Linked DNA regions of Homo sapiens: all the other regions are linked to region 1. Evidence: chromatin contacts called from ENCODE Hi-C or POLR2A ChIA-PET data. All regions are on one chromosome and are shown on one strand. Each heading gives the region's core, a stretch centred on a gene start or an enhancer-like site at or near the end of the contact. The rest is flanking DNA. Distances are from core to core; before and after follow the strand shown.

The links. Hi-C counts contacts between places; a loop is a spot of excess contacts on that map. ChIA-PET counts read pairs that join two places held with the same protein, here RNA polymerase II (POLR2A). Pooled maps may share reads with other maps.
Region 2: a pooled map shows a loop between it and region 1 (5-fold over the local background). The contact joins the promoter of SNHG16 here to the promoter of GGA3 in region 1. A Hi-C loop is called at or near these places in 2 of 50 pooled maps. POLR2A ChIA-PET finds 5 or more read pairs at or near these places in 3 of 52 experiments (Caco-2, PC-3 and RWPE1).
Region 3: a loop to region 1 is called in a pooled map, with 4 times the contacts of the local background. The contact joins the promoter of PRPSAP1 here to the promoter of GGA3 in region 1. A Hi-C loop is called at or near these places in 1 of 50 pooled maps. POLR2A ChIA-PET finds 5 or more read pairs at or near these places in 3 of 52 experiments (CD8-positive, alpha-beta memory T cell, HCT116 and activated B cell).

The regions. Positions count from the first base shown.
Region 1 is chr17:75,259,188-75,263,335 of GRCh38, forward strand. GGA3 (golgi associated, gamma adaptin ear containing, ARF binding protein 3) reads right to left here and starts at 2,419. Exons shown (of 17, transcript NM_138619.4): 1 at 2,361-2,419. The coding sequence starts at 2,400. It overlaps MRPS7 (mitochondrial ribosomal protein S7), which reads left to right and starts at 2,692. Exons shown (of 5, transcript NM_015971.4): 1 at 2,692-2,796; 2 at 3,310-3,501; 3 at 3,617-3,680. The coding sequence starts at 2,714. RefSeq lists enhancers at 1,825-1,924, 2,395-2,804, 2,601-3,478.
Region 2 is chr17:76,554,944-76,559,091 of GRCh38, forward strand. SNHG16 (small nucleolar RNA host gene 16) reads left to right here and starts at 2,821. Exons shown (of 3, transcript NR_038111.1): 1 at 2,821-2,914. It overlaps SNORD1C (small nucleolar RNA, C/D box 1C), which reads left to right and starts at 3,847; the gene lies at 3,847-3,926. RefSeq lists enhancers at 1,852-1,951, 2,441-3,241, 2,642-2,901, 3,242-4,043.
Region 3 is chr17:76,351,879-76,356,026 of GRCh38, forward strand. PRPSAP1 (phosphoribosyl pyrophosphate synthetase associated protein 1) reads right to left here and starts at 2,038. Exons shown (of 10, transcript NM_002766.3): 1 at 1,656-2,038. The coding sequence starts at 1,825. RefSeq lists enhancers at 1,095-1,154, 2,004-2,868, 2,115-2,384 and a silencer at 1,515-1,834.

The DNA.
Region 1 (4,148 bases), core at 1,169-3,668:
TCGTGATCCACCCGCCTCGGCCTCCCAACGTGCTGGGATTACAGGAGAGTTCTTCATCCACTCCAGCATCACCTCCATCCAACTAAAGGCAAAATCTTCTTAAACTTCCTAACTCCTATAACACCCCACGTAGCAGGTACTCATTAAACATTGATTGATTGATCATGGTGGGACTTGAAAGAAGACTGAAGTCATCAAGAGATGGTTTGTGAGAAAAGAGAATCTGAGATGGGTTTTCAAGCATTTAGTTGAGGAAACGGGAGCAGGGCTTCCAGGTAAGGAGAGCAACGTGTATTGGTAAACCAAGAACATCAGACTGAGTAGAGCAGGAAAACGTAGAAGCCACAGAGAAAAAGGCCTGGAACAACCAAGGCCAGATTACAGGCAACAGTGGAATGATTTGATTCAACACAAGTGCGCTTCTGGGAGCAGAATGGACTGAGGAGAGGTGAGGACGGGAGAGACCTGGGTCTCTGGGCCAAGCAGAGGCTTCTGCAACAATTCAGGCAAACGTGGGGTGACAAGGACGCTGACTGAGACGATGCTGAACCCCAACTGCTGGTTTGTTCAACTGGTACAGTTCACATTAAGTCGTAACAACTGTGAAGCTTATGTCTCTACAGATACCATGTGACTCCCCCCCACCAAGTGTGTCCCTCTCATTTCATAATGTGACTCTAGGCTGGGTGCGGTAGCTCACGTGTGTAATCCCAGCGCTTTGTAAGGGAAAGGTGGGAGGATCACTTGAACTCGAGTTTGAGACCATCCTGGGCAACACAGCAAGACCTCATCTCTACTAAAAATCAAAAGAATTAGCCAAGCATGGTGGCGTGTGCCTATAGTCCCAGCTACTCAGGAGGCTGAGGTAGAAGACTTATTTGAGCACAGGGGTTCAAGGCTGCAGTGAGCTATGATCGCACCCCTGCACTCCAGCCTAGACAACAGCGCGCGAGACTCTGTCTCAAAAACAAGTAACAAAAACAAAATGTAACTCTAAATGTAGCCTATTAAACTCAGCTTAGGTCATTTAAATTATTCAATACCCATATTAATACCTTCAAAGCAAACTAATTCCACTCTGGTTATAGCAAGTTGGGCATTTCTGGGCAAGTGGTTTGACTGGAGTCAGGATGTCCTCTTTTTGTGAAATTATGGCAGTAGTGCCTGCTTTGCTAGAATACTTGGTAAACTAATTTAATGAATATCTGTAAAGTACTTTGAGCTCCTTGGAGAACACTTCCATATATAAAGAAGCCTTATGACCTGCCTGCAACTGCAGATTTTGCAAACGTGATCTTACTTTTTCTCTCTTTTGGGATATGCTCCCCTTTAAACTGAAGCTCAACCTCCTGAAGGGGGTTTCTTACTAGGAAAAATCAGACAATTTGAGGAAATAGCTATCACCTCCAAGATCCCGGAAGCAGTACTAAATAAGAGACCTCAGAACAAGGCAATACTAGGTATCTCACCTATCCCATTACCAGTCCAATTTCTCTCTCCACTTAAAGGAGGCTTCCAGGTCTAGCCTACAGGAAAGTTCACTTATTAACCCTCAGGCAGAGTACTACCTGCTAACCAGGTTAACACACATTTCCTTCGTAGCACTGTAATTCACAGTGCAATGACAGCAATACGCTTCTATAACTACAGCTTCAGACTGTGCTCCTCAGCCTTACTCAGAATAGGCTATCAACACTGACTCGTTAGGATATTCAAGGGGGTATATGTATGTGTGTGGGGGGGGAATTCCCGACACCGATTTCACCATGCTTCTGTGGTCACTGCAGGAAAAAGGTAGAGCTCTCTGTTCTCTATCATCGCTCTCTTTGGAATATTATTCTCACTTCAAGCATTCTGCCTGAGCGAAGCCGTCACTTCTCCAACACATGGTCACAATTCTGAAGCTGCCAGGCGACTGAACGCAGTCGGCAGCACCCACCACTACCGGAGACTCAGCCCCAATCCGAAGCTTCTCCCTTAGTCAGGGATTGGGGCGCTGGGTTCCTGGTGTCACCGCCGGGCGGCGACCCCACCACAATCTCCCCAAAGCGCCGAAGCATGTCAGCCCGAAGATCTTGGCTGTCGCCTTTCCCCGAGCCTGCGGTGCCCGACAGGAGCCCGAGTTCACGCCGCCGCGCGCCAGAGCAAGAGGACGCGCCGCAGCGAGGGAAGCGGGGGCCGGACTGGGGCCCGGCGCCCTGATAGGGAAGGGGCGTGATCGCAGGCTGCTCGCGGCGAGGGCGAGACCGGGCGTGGGCTGCCAAGAGGCGACGCCGTGGAGCCCGGGGAGGGGACGTGGGGGTGAAGACAGGGGCAGCCCAGCGGCTCGAGGGCAGGCAGAAACGGCCGCGGCTACTCACTGAGCCAGGACTCCAGGCTTTCCCCTTCCGCCTCCGCCATATTGCAGCCGCCCGGCCCCGCGGCTTCAAAACTCGCGAGAGTCTGCACGAGCTGAGACGGGGCGGGGCCTGCATGGGGTCCTGAGAGGAGTGAGTGCCGTCACCGAGGGCCGCGCCAGACTGCGACGGATACAGGGAGGGCAAGGGTTTCCTTTTGGCGCTCCCCTTTGGACCCCGGAGTGAAAAACTCTAACGTCCAGATCAGTGGAGAGAAACGCAGATTTAGGACCCTGAGGAGTCTTTTTCACCCGTTTCCCGTCACTCGCTCAGGCGCGCCGAGGGCAGTCCTTGTGGGGTCCTCGTGGCCAGCCAAGATGGCTGCCCCCGCAGTGAAGGTTGCCCGAGGATGGTCGGGCCTGGCGTTGGGCGTGCGGCGGGCTGTCTTGCAGCTTCCAGGGTGAGAGGGTGGCGAGCAGCGGCGGGGGGGCGCTGCGAGGAAGGAAGGGGGCCACAGGCAGGCCGCGTGGGCCCCTAGAGAGAGCATTGCCCTGGGGGCCGGAGTATCTGGATTCAAGCTTCTAAGTTAGCTGCGTGACCCTGCGCCAATCCGAAGGTTTAGTGACTACCTCTCGCCTAAGGAGTCTGGCTGATCTAGGGTTCTAACGCGGAGCTGAAAGTGCGGTTCAGCTAAAGAGCTCAGATCTGGGATCGCCTGTGAATTGGGATGGGTGTGTAGGCGCCAAGCCCATCCTTACCGTTAGCACTTGACCAGGAGGAGACTTTACCCGCCTGCTTGGGGAATGTCCTCCTACTTGGGACAAGGGCCTGAATTGTTGTGGCTCAGGTTTAGCTCGCGGTCTCCGCGCCGCTCCCCCTCGTCGGCGCGTTGGCAGTCATGCCTATTGTTAAGTCAAACCTACTCGCTTGTGGAGTCAGCTTTTGCCTGCCTCCTCCTTTCCCCCCCTCCCAGGCTAACTCAGGTGAGATGGAGCCGCTATAGTCCTGAATTCAAGGATCCCTTGATTGACAAGGAATATTATCGCAAGCCAGTGGAGGAGCTAACTGAGGAGGAGAAATATGTTCGGGAGCTCAAGAAGACTCAGCTCATCAAAGCTGCTCCAGCAGGGAAAACAAGTTCTGTGTTTGAAGACCCAGTCATCAGGTTAGATGGAAACAAACACTTGTTACATGGACTGGGACTATCCCAGGGAGGGTTTCTGGTGAGGATTCTGTGATACAGCCTTGGAGAGCTAAACGTGTTGCTTTTCTCTTTGAAGTAAATTCACCAACATGATGATGATAGGAGGAAACAAAGTACTGGCCAGATCCCTCATGATTCAGGTAAACAGCACTTCCCTCCTCAGTCATCTTTCTTGCCCCCCTACCCCGTAGCCTTGTACTTGGTACTTTCAGTGTAGCTTAAGAGCAAATGGATTCATGTATCTATTATTCAGATTAACTTCCCTGCATGTGTACGGGCTTTAATGAAGCCCTGTAAGAGTCAGCAACTGCCATTCCTTGGTGTTTCGGAAGTAAACACACAATTAAAAAAAAAGGAACAAATAAAAAATAAAACAACTGCCATTCCCCACCTCACCCCCCACCCCCTCCATGCCACAAATCTCAATCCACTCTTTCTGTCCTAGTCTAGCAAAGGGGGAGGCACTTAAAAACTTTGTTTTGGATGTGCTGTGAGAGGAGCTGCATTGCCAGCGCAGAACCAGAGGATGGGAGTAAAGGGCAAGGTACTAGCTTGGCTGGGTAAACCCTTTAGGGAGCCTGGGGCAGCCTCTTCCACCATATTCTTTT
Region 2 (4,148 bases), core at 1,571-4,070, 1.3 Mb after region 1:
GTTCTTGGATCTTGAGCAAGAAGGAATTTGGGATGTCTATAGACTAAAGTGAAAGCAAGTTTATTAGAAAAGTAAAGGAATAAAAGAATGGCTACTTGGCCAGGCATGGTGGCTCAAGCCTATAATCCTAGCACTTTGGGAGGCTGAGGCAGGCAGATCACTTGAGGTCAGGAGTTCGAGACCAGCCTGGCCAACATGGTGAAACCCTGTTGCTACTAAAAATACAAAAATTAGCCGGGCGTGGTGGCGTGCGCCTGTAATCCAGCTACTCGGGAGGCTGAAGCAGGAGAATTGCTTGAACCCAGGAGGTGGAGGCTGCAGTGAGCCGAGACAGCAGCACCACTGCAGCCTGGGTGACAGAGCGAGACTCTGTCTCAAAAAAAAAAAAAAAAAAAAGGCTACTCCACAGAGCAGCCCTGAGGGCTGCTGGTTGCCCATTTTTATGGTTATTTCTTGATTATATCCTAAACAAGGGGTGGATTATTTACGCCTCCCATTTTTAGACCACATAGGGTAACTTCCTGATGTTGCCATGGCATTTGTAAACTGTCATGGCGCTGGTGGGAGTGTAGCAGTGAGGACGACCAGAGGTCACTCTCATCGCCATCTTGGTTTTGGTTTTGGTGGGCTTATTTACTGCAAACTGTTTTATCAGCAAGGTCTTTATGGCCTGTATCTTGTGCCGACCTCCTGTCTCATCCTGTGACTTAGAATGCCTTAACCGTCCGGGAATGCAGCCCAGTAGGTTTCAGCCTCGTTTCACCCAGCTCCTATTCAAGATGGAGTTTTCTGGTTCCAATGCCTCTGACAGTAGTACTTCATCGCATTGTGAGGATTAAACGAGTTCATACATGTACAGAAACCAGTATAGGGAATGGCACCTGGTAAGTGCTATGAAGTATTAGCTATCATTACTATCTTGTCTACAGTAGGTCACCAGCCCGCTAGCAGCTTTTGGGAAATTCCACACTTAGAATTCCCACTGTAAGTCTCAAATGAAAGGAACTATGTTTGCAGGGATAGAACACATTCTTCCTTTCAGTATTACACAAAATAACGTGTCTTCAAGGGTAAGGTAGAGAAACCTAATGGCCAGAATTACTGCTGAATGAATTAATGATTATTTGCTGAAGACTTACTGTGAGCATAGCAGGTAAATACCAAACCCTGCACTGTTAAGAAATTAAAAAGAAAAAAATAAAAATAAAAAGAGGCTGGGCGTGGTGGCTCACGCCTGTAATCCCAGCACTTTGGGAGGCTGAGACGGGTGGATCACCTGAGGTCAGGAGTTTGAGAACAGCCTAACATGGAGAAACCCCATCTCTACTAAAAATACAAAATTAGCTGGGCGTGGTGGCGCATGCCTGTAATCCCAGCTACTCAGGAGGCTGAGGCAGGAGAATCACTTGAGCTTGGGAGGCGGAGGTTGCCGTGAGCCGAGATCGTGCCATTGCATTCCAGCCTGGGCAACAAGAGCAAAAGTCCATCTCAAAAAAAAAAAAAAAAAAAAATAATAATAATAATAAAAAGAGACTTCTGCTCTTGAAGAGCTTACAATCAAATGAAAGGAGGTAAACATAAGCAAATGTGGTAATTTGAAGATAAGTATCTGCAACATATTACCATCTGCAGGACAATATAACCCACACCGAAGGCCACAGAGATCACTGTTAATGGGTGGATGAGAACAGGGAGACTGGAATGGAGAAAAGGCTCTCGGTCTTGCAAACTTAAACTAGCTTTCAAATAGGTGCAAATTCTGGCCCTGATTGTTGATGTCGTTTTTGCCTTATTTTTATTTCAAAAACGAAGCCAGACCGGGCGCAGTGGCTCACCTTTGTAATCCCAGCACTTTGGGAGGCCAAAACAGGAGGACTGCTTGAGGCCAGGAGTTTGAGACCAACCCGGGCAACATAGTGAGACCTCATCTCTGCAAAATAAAAATAATCAGCTGGGCGTGGTGGCGCTCGCCTGTCGTCCCGGCCACTCAGGAGGCTGAGGCGGGAGGATCACTTGAGCCCGGGAGGTCCAGGCTACAATAAGTTATGATTGCACCACTGCACTCCAGCCTGCGTGCCAGGGTGAAACCTTATCTCAAAAACAAACCAAAAAAACCCAGAAACAAAAAAAAATGAAGCCAAGGTGTTTGCCTGAAAAATAACACTCAGAAGAGCAGTGGGTGTTACATCATTCTCCGTTCTTTTCGTAATTCAGCTCGTGACACTTGCCTTTTTTTCTCTTCTCGGAATGCCCCGGGCCCCTGGGCAGCCGCGGAGGCCGAGCCCCGTCGCTCTCCAGCGCTCCTTGCCGCCCGCGCCTCGGCTTCACCGGCCTCGCCCCAAACTTAAAAACACCTGAGCAGGAGGTTGAACGATTCCCTCGGAATCTCTCCTCTTCACTAACCCAGCGAACCACCCCAAATGCCCCTATCCTCCCCCAAATAAAATCCGCAGAGCAATTAACAAAGATACTCGGCCAAGCCCCGGTTTCCTCATCTGTCCCTGCCCCCTCGAACTTTCTGTGCTTCCCCAGTCTCGACCAGGGACAAACTGTGTTGAAGCTCAATGACTTTCTGGCAGAAGTGAACCTCCAGCTTCGTTTTCTGACAGCCGTGGTTCTTCACAGGCCTGGTTTCCCACTCCGGACCCTCCACTGCCCCTGGTGGCGGCCACCATCTTACCCCCAGCTCCAGGGTCGCGCTGAGGACGCGGCCAGCCCCCAGCCGCCGTAGTTTTGAACTACATTTCCCACCAGCCCTTTCTCAACATCGCGAGAGTTCCGGAGAGATTGCCGAGAAGACTTGCGCGCAGGGGCGGTCTCGCGTTCTTTTCGAGGTCGGCCGCGTGGCTGGAAGACATGGCCACTCCAGTCGGTGTTGAGCACGGCGAGCAGTCTCAGGCCTTTAGTGATGATGGTAAGGCTGCCTGGGTGGGAAAACGGGGTCTTCCTTGACACGACACTAACATACTTGGCTTCCCTTCCTCAGAGACGAAGTGGTGACGATAATCTCGGTTTCTCCCTCATAGGGTGGTTAGGAGGGTTAAAAGTACTGGATGAGAAAATGCTTTCCAAACGTTGAGAAAATGTTACTATGTGAAGGGAGAGAGCTCAAGCCCGTCCTCGGCGTCATAGGGCCGGCTTCTGCGGGGGAGAGCGCCTAACAACCTGGGCAGCCCCGTGCGCCTCCGCCGCGCGTGTGCTGAGCGTCATGCCCAGGGGTCTTCGGTGCCCGCGCACGGGCAGACTCTGACGATGGTGGTTCTTAATTCAGCATCAGGAGTGTTAACGTGTGAAGACGTGATTCCGCTTGGAGTGTCTTGAGGACGGCCCCAATCGGTAGTTCATATTTAGCTTTACAGATAGGAGTCAATAGGATTGTAAACTTCTGGAAAGCCGTAGTTTTAACAACGAGCCTTTTTTCCTCCCCCAGAGGCCTTTCTTTGTTTGGCATCTGCAGAGACGGTGAAAAGCAGAGCTCCAGGTTGAAGGATCAGAGTAATAGATGGAGCCCTTAACATGAGTAAGAGTGGGTGCAGGCAGGGCCTGAGTGGTCACTAGAAATGAGAAAGCACAGTTGGTGCCATCACATACATTCACCTCCTGCTTTATTCTGAAGTTCAAGTATGAGAATACGTGTTGACATACAAGCCAGCTATGGTAAGAAATTACTCAAAATTCAGAATGCTAATTATTTTAATGATAAAAATGAGTAGCGTCTTTGCCCGTGTGATTTGGGGCCACTAGGTGTCATTGTAACCAGCGTGGATCCTCGTTAGGGCATGCAGGGATGAAAGAGACATGGCAAATGAATTTTGGATCGCTAGGATTTAGGAATCTTTGTTATTGGCTGAGCTGAGGATGATTTAAAGTTATCCCTGTCTGAAATGGTATCTTTTGTGAGGAGGTCTGACTTGCTGAGGCTCAGCTGTTTAATACAAATCTGGAGAATAAACCTTAAGGTGGTTTCTGTTAGAATGAAGCCTGTTATCCTTCTCTTTTAGATTAAAGGTGGTGGCTGTGGCCTTGAAAACAGTCATGTGAAAACTCATCACCTTAAGGTGTTAAGTGTAAGGATCTTCATGATGAAATTTCTGTAAATGGTGAGATTTTTAGTACTTTCATAGACTTGAATATGCTTATGGTCCTCT
Region 3 (4,148 bases), core at 788-3,287, 1.1 Mb after region 1:
CTCAAGGTCAGGTAGGGTAAATCTGAACCACTAGATACACACAGAAGCTTCGTTTAAAGTCAGTGTTTTCGTTGGCCTCAGAAAGAAAGACAAACAATCAGGGGTTAGAAATAGAAACTAGGTAGTAGACTGCAAAAGGATTGATTTGTTTTTTTAACATTCTTCCACTCTCCAAAACTCCAACTATTAAAAAAAAAAACAAGCAGAGCTGAAAAAAAAATGACTAAAGTTTTCCCTTTCTTCTACATTTCCCCCCAGAAGTTTAAGATATATCCCTGCAATCATTTGTCAACCCTAAAAAAGTAACGAAGTAACTCTATGAAAACTGTTTAAAATGTGAAAATGGCTTTAAATATTAAAAGACGAGCTATTCATTTTATGTCTTAGATTTCTAACAAGTGTATGTAGAAAGGGCATATAAGGCTCCTCCTTTATATCAGAGCTCTGGGATTCTCCAAAAGAGCCAACTAGAAAAGAGGCCATTTCACCGGGCGCGGTGGCTGAAGCCTGTAATCCCAGCACTTTGGGAGGCCGAGGCGGGCGGATCACGAGGTCAGAAGATCGAAACCATCCTGGCTAACACGGTGAAACCCAGTCTCTACTAAAAATACAAAAAATGAGCCGGGTGTGGTGGCGGGTGCCTGTAGTCCCAGCTACTTGGGAGGCTGGGGCAGGACAATGGCGTGAACCCGGGAGGCGGAGCTTGCAGTGAGCCGAGATCTCGCCACTGCACTCCAGCCTGGGTGACAGAGCGAGACTCCGTCTCAAAAAAAAAAAAAAAAAAAAAAAGAAAAGAAAAAGAAAAAGAAAAGAGGCCACTTAGTAAACAACTATTCAGAGGGCCACTATGAGCCCCTACTCTGCTAGAACCAGATACTACTTCTACATTATCCCGATCATACAATATTCTCAACCATGCCCATTTCACAGATGAGGTTCAGGGAAATCAAGTCTCTTGCCCACTGACACAGAGCTAGTAAGTGGCAAGGCTGGGAGGGCATCTCAGAGCTGTCAGACCCCAAAGGCGACTTAAGACCAGGGGCTTGGTTGGGTTAAAGACACAAATGACTGATCTTATCCCAAGCTGATTTACAAAGCAGGGTCAGGCCTGTCATTTCTACCACCAGCTCCGGCCCATCTGCCTCCCTGGAATTGCCTTCTTCGCACTGCCAGTCCCCACACCTTTGCTCTGCGACCGCACCTGCCGCGTCGGATCCCCCAACTCACAACCACGCCCGCGGGTCTCACTGCAGTGAGACTTGAGAGTGGCGGCGGTCAGATTCCCAGGTCAACTCCAGCCGTGGGAAAGGAAGCCAAGCCCTGAGCCCCTTTCCCCAAGACACGCACTCCGGGGCTCCAGAAAGCTCGGCCCGCCCCGGGGTGTGGGACTGCGGAGACGAAAGGCAGGCAGGCCGCGGACCCAGTCACGGGGCGGGGGGCTGAGGTCACCGAGAGTCCGCCCCAAGCCTCCCAGCTGCAAAACCGGGGAGCGGGGGGCGGTATCCGTCACCTCCAAGCTTTGTCCGGCTGGGAAGGCCCGCGCCTCCCGCCCCAGGTGCAGGAGGTGGGGCGGGTGGAGGGGAGCGGGTCCCTCCGGGCGCGAAGGAGAGCTAGGCGCCGCCGCCCCCGGCCCGGCCCTCCCACCGCCCCCTTACTCTGTGATGCGCTTGGCCAGCTCCGTGCAGGCGGCCGTGGAGTTGGCCGAGAAGACTCGGTAGCCGGTGCGAGCGGCGTTCATGGCCGGCGGGGGAACGGGGCGGGCGCGCGGGACGCGGAAAGCCGAGGACGCGGAGGGCGGGGGCAACAGCAGCAGCTTCTTGGGCATCGTCCGGCCCGCGGCGCGGTTACGACCGGCCCCGCGCGGGGCTGCACTCTGAGTGCTTCCGACTGCGAGACCCCGGTTTGGGTGGGGAAGGCGCTGAGAAACTCGGCGCAAGCGGGGAGAGCTCCGAGGTCCGTGCCCTTGCGCACCCCACACCACTGACTACAGCGGCCGAGCCTTCGCAGCGCCCGGCGCCGCCGCCTCAGAGCCAGAGGCAAGGCCACCGCCCCCTCCGGGCATCCGAAGAGCGTCGGCTAGAGCGCCCTCAGGCCGCCATCTCGGATGAGGGCAGGGAGCCTGGCGACTCTCTAAAAGCCTGTTCTTCCGAGGGGCATGTCACAGGTTCGCCCCGCCCCTGCTTTGACCGCTTCCACGGGAGCTCTTTCGGTCTCACTTTCTTGGGAGGAGCAGCCTACCTCGGTAGTGGCCCCAGGTGTTTCCAACTTTTTGGCCAGGACCCAACATGTCCGCCTCCGAGGAGGTATACGATCTAGCTCTGCATGTCTATGGTAGCACAGCGCCCGCCCCACGAGGCGCGTGCGCCGGCCGGAGATTAATTTGAAAAGTAGAGGGCGGGGGTTCTTTCCAGCTGGTTGACCGCAGTACTGAAGCGGCCAAAAAGTGGTCTTCTCCTGAGCCTGATCTTTCAGGCGTTTCCGAACAGATCCCCAACCCTGTGTCTGCGTGTAAGGCAAGGTTCCCTGAACGTGCCAAAGGCCCTCTTGCCGGTATTCGCTTTCAATCAAAAAAGCCCTCCTTCTCCTCTTTCCATATGCGCCACCCCTCCGAGACCCACTCGCGATGCGTCTGTTCCACAGTCTTTCTGGTGACCTCAACCACAGTAAGCCGCCCGGCCCGCGGGACTGTGCCACACGTAGATGCTTGCATTTTTTAAATTTTTGTTGTTGTTGTTATTGTTTTGATGCTTGCATATTTATGTACCTTTGCAAACATCTATTTTCCTAACTAGGATGTAACCCATTTTACGGCCACATCGTGAGTTCCTTTTTTTTTTTTTTAATTTTATTATTATTTATTTATTTTTTGAAATAGGGTCTCCCTCTGCCGCCCAGGCTGGAGTGCAGTGGCGCGATCACGGCTCACTGCAGCCTCTACCTCCCGGGCTCAAGCCATCCTCCTACCTCAGTCATTCAAAATGCCGACATTACAGGCCTCAGCCATCACGCCCCGCCAAGATCGTGTATTCCTGAGTGCTCCGTGTTACCCAGTGTATAGGGCAGTGTGTGGGCTCCAGAGGCCCGCAATCAGTACTTGTTGAAGTAGAAAGTAAAGCCCAGGGAAGCATTTGAGATCTCTAGTTATCAGCTGCACCAGAACTCGAGGGGAGGAGAGGTGCCTCTCACATTGACAGTACCATCTTCTGAGAATGTCCTTTAGAGACTCTGCTTGTGGTGACATTGGGCTTGAGGGAGCAGTAGATTGTGACTCAGCATGTCGTGAAGGACCACAAGTCTGAAGCTACAGGATTTGGAAGTTGAGCTGCCCTGAGCCTGCAGCAGCCTGGCCCCTATTCCAATAGCTCTCTAGAAAAAAAAAAAAAAAAAAAAAGGACAGTGGGTGCACAGCCTAGGCCAAATTATTTAACCACTGCACACATGTCCAGCTCACAGACCCTGACAAAAACCTTGTTACCTTCTTAAAAAAAAGGGGGAATGGGATAGGTGCAGTAGCTCATGCCTGTAATCCCAGCACTTTGGGAGGCCGAGGCGGATGATAGTTTGAGGTCAGGAGTTCAAGACCAGCCTGGGCAACATGGCGAAACCCAATCTGTACTAAAAATACAAAAATTAGCCAGGTGTTGGCTGAGCGTGGTGGCTCACTCCTTTAATCCCAGCACTTTGGGAGGCTGAGGTGGGTGGATCACCTGAGGTCAGGAGTTTGAGACAAGCCTGGCCAAGGTGGCAAAACACTGTCTCTACTAAAAATGCAAAAATTAGGCTGGGCACGGTGGCTCATGCCTGTAATCCCAGCACTTTGGGAGGCTATGGTGGGTGGATCACGAGGTCAGGAATTCGATACCAGCCTGGCCAACATGGTGAAACCCTGTCTCTACTAATAATACAAAAAATTAGCCAGATGTGGCCGGGCGCGGTGGCTCACGCCTGTAATCCCAGCACTTTGAGAGGCTGAGGCGGGCGGATCACAAGGTCAGGAGATCGAGACCATCCTGGCTAACACGGTGAAACCCCATCTCTACTAAAAATACAAAAAATTAGCCGGGCGCAGTGGCGGGCGCCTGTAGTCCCAGCTACTCGGGAGGCTGAGGCAGGAGAATGGCGTGAACCCGGGAGGCGGAGCTTGCAGT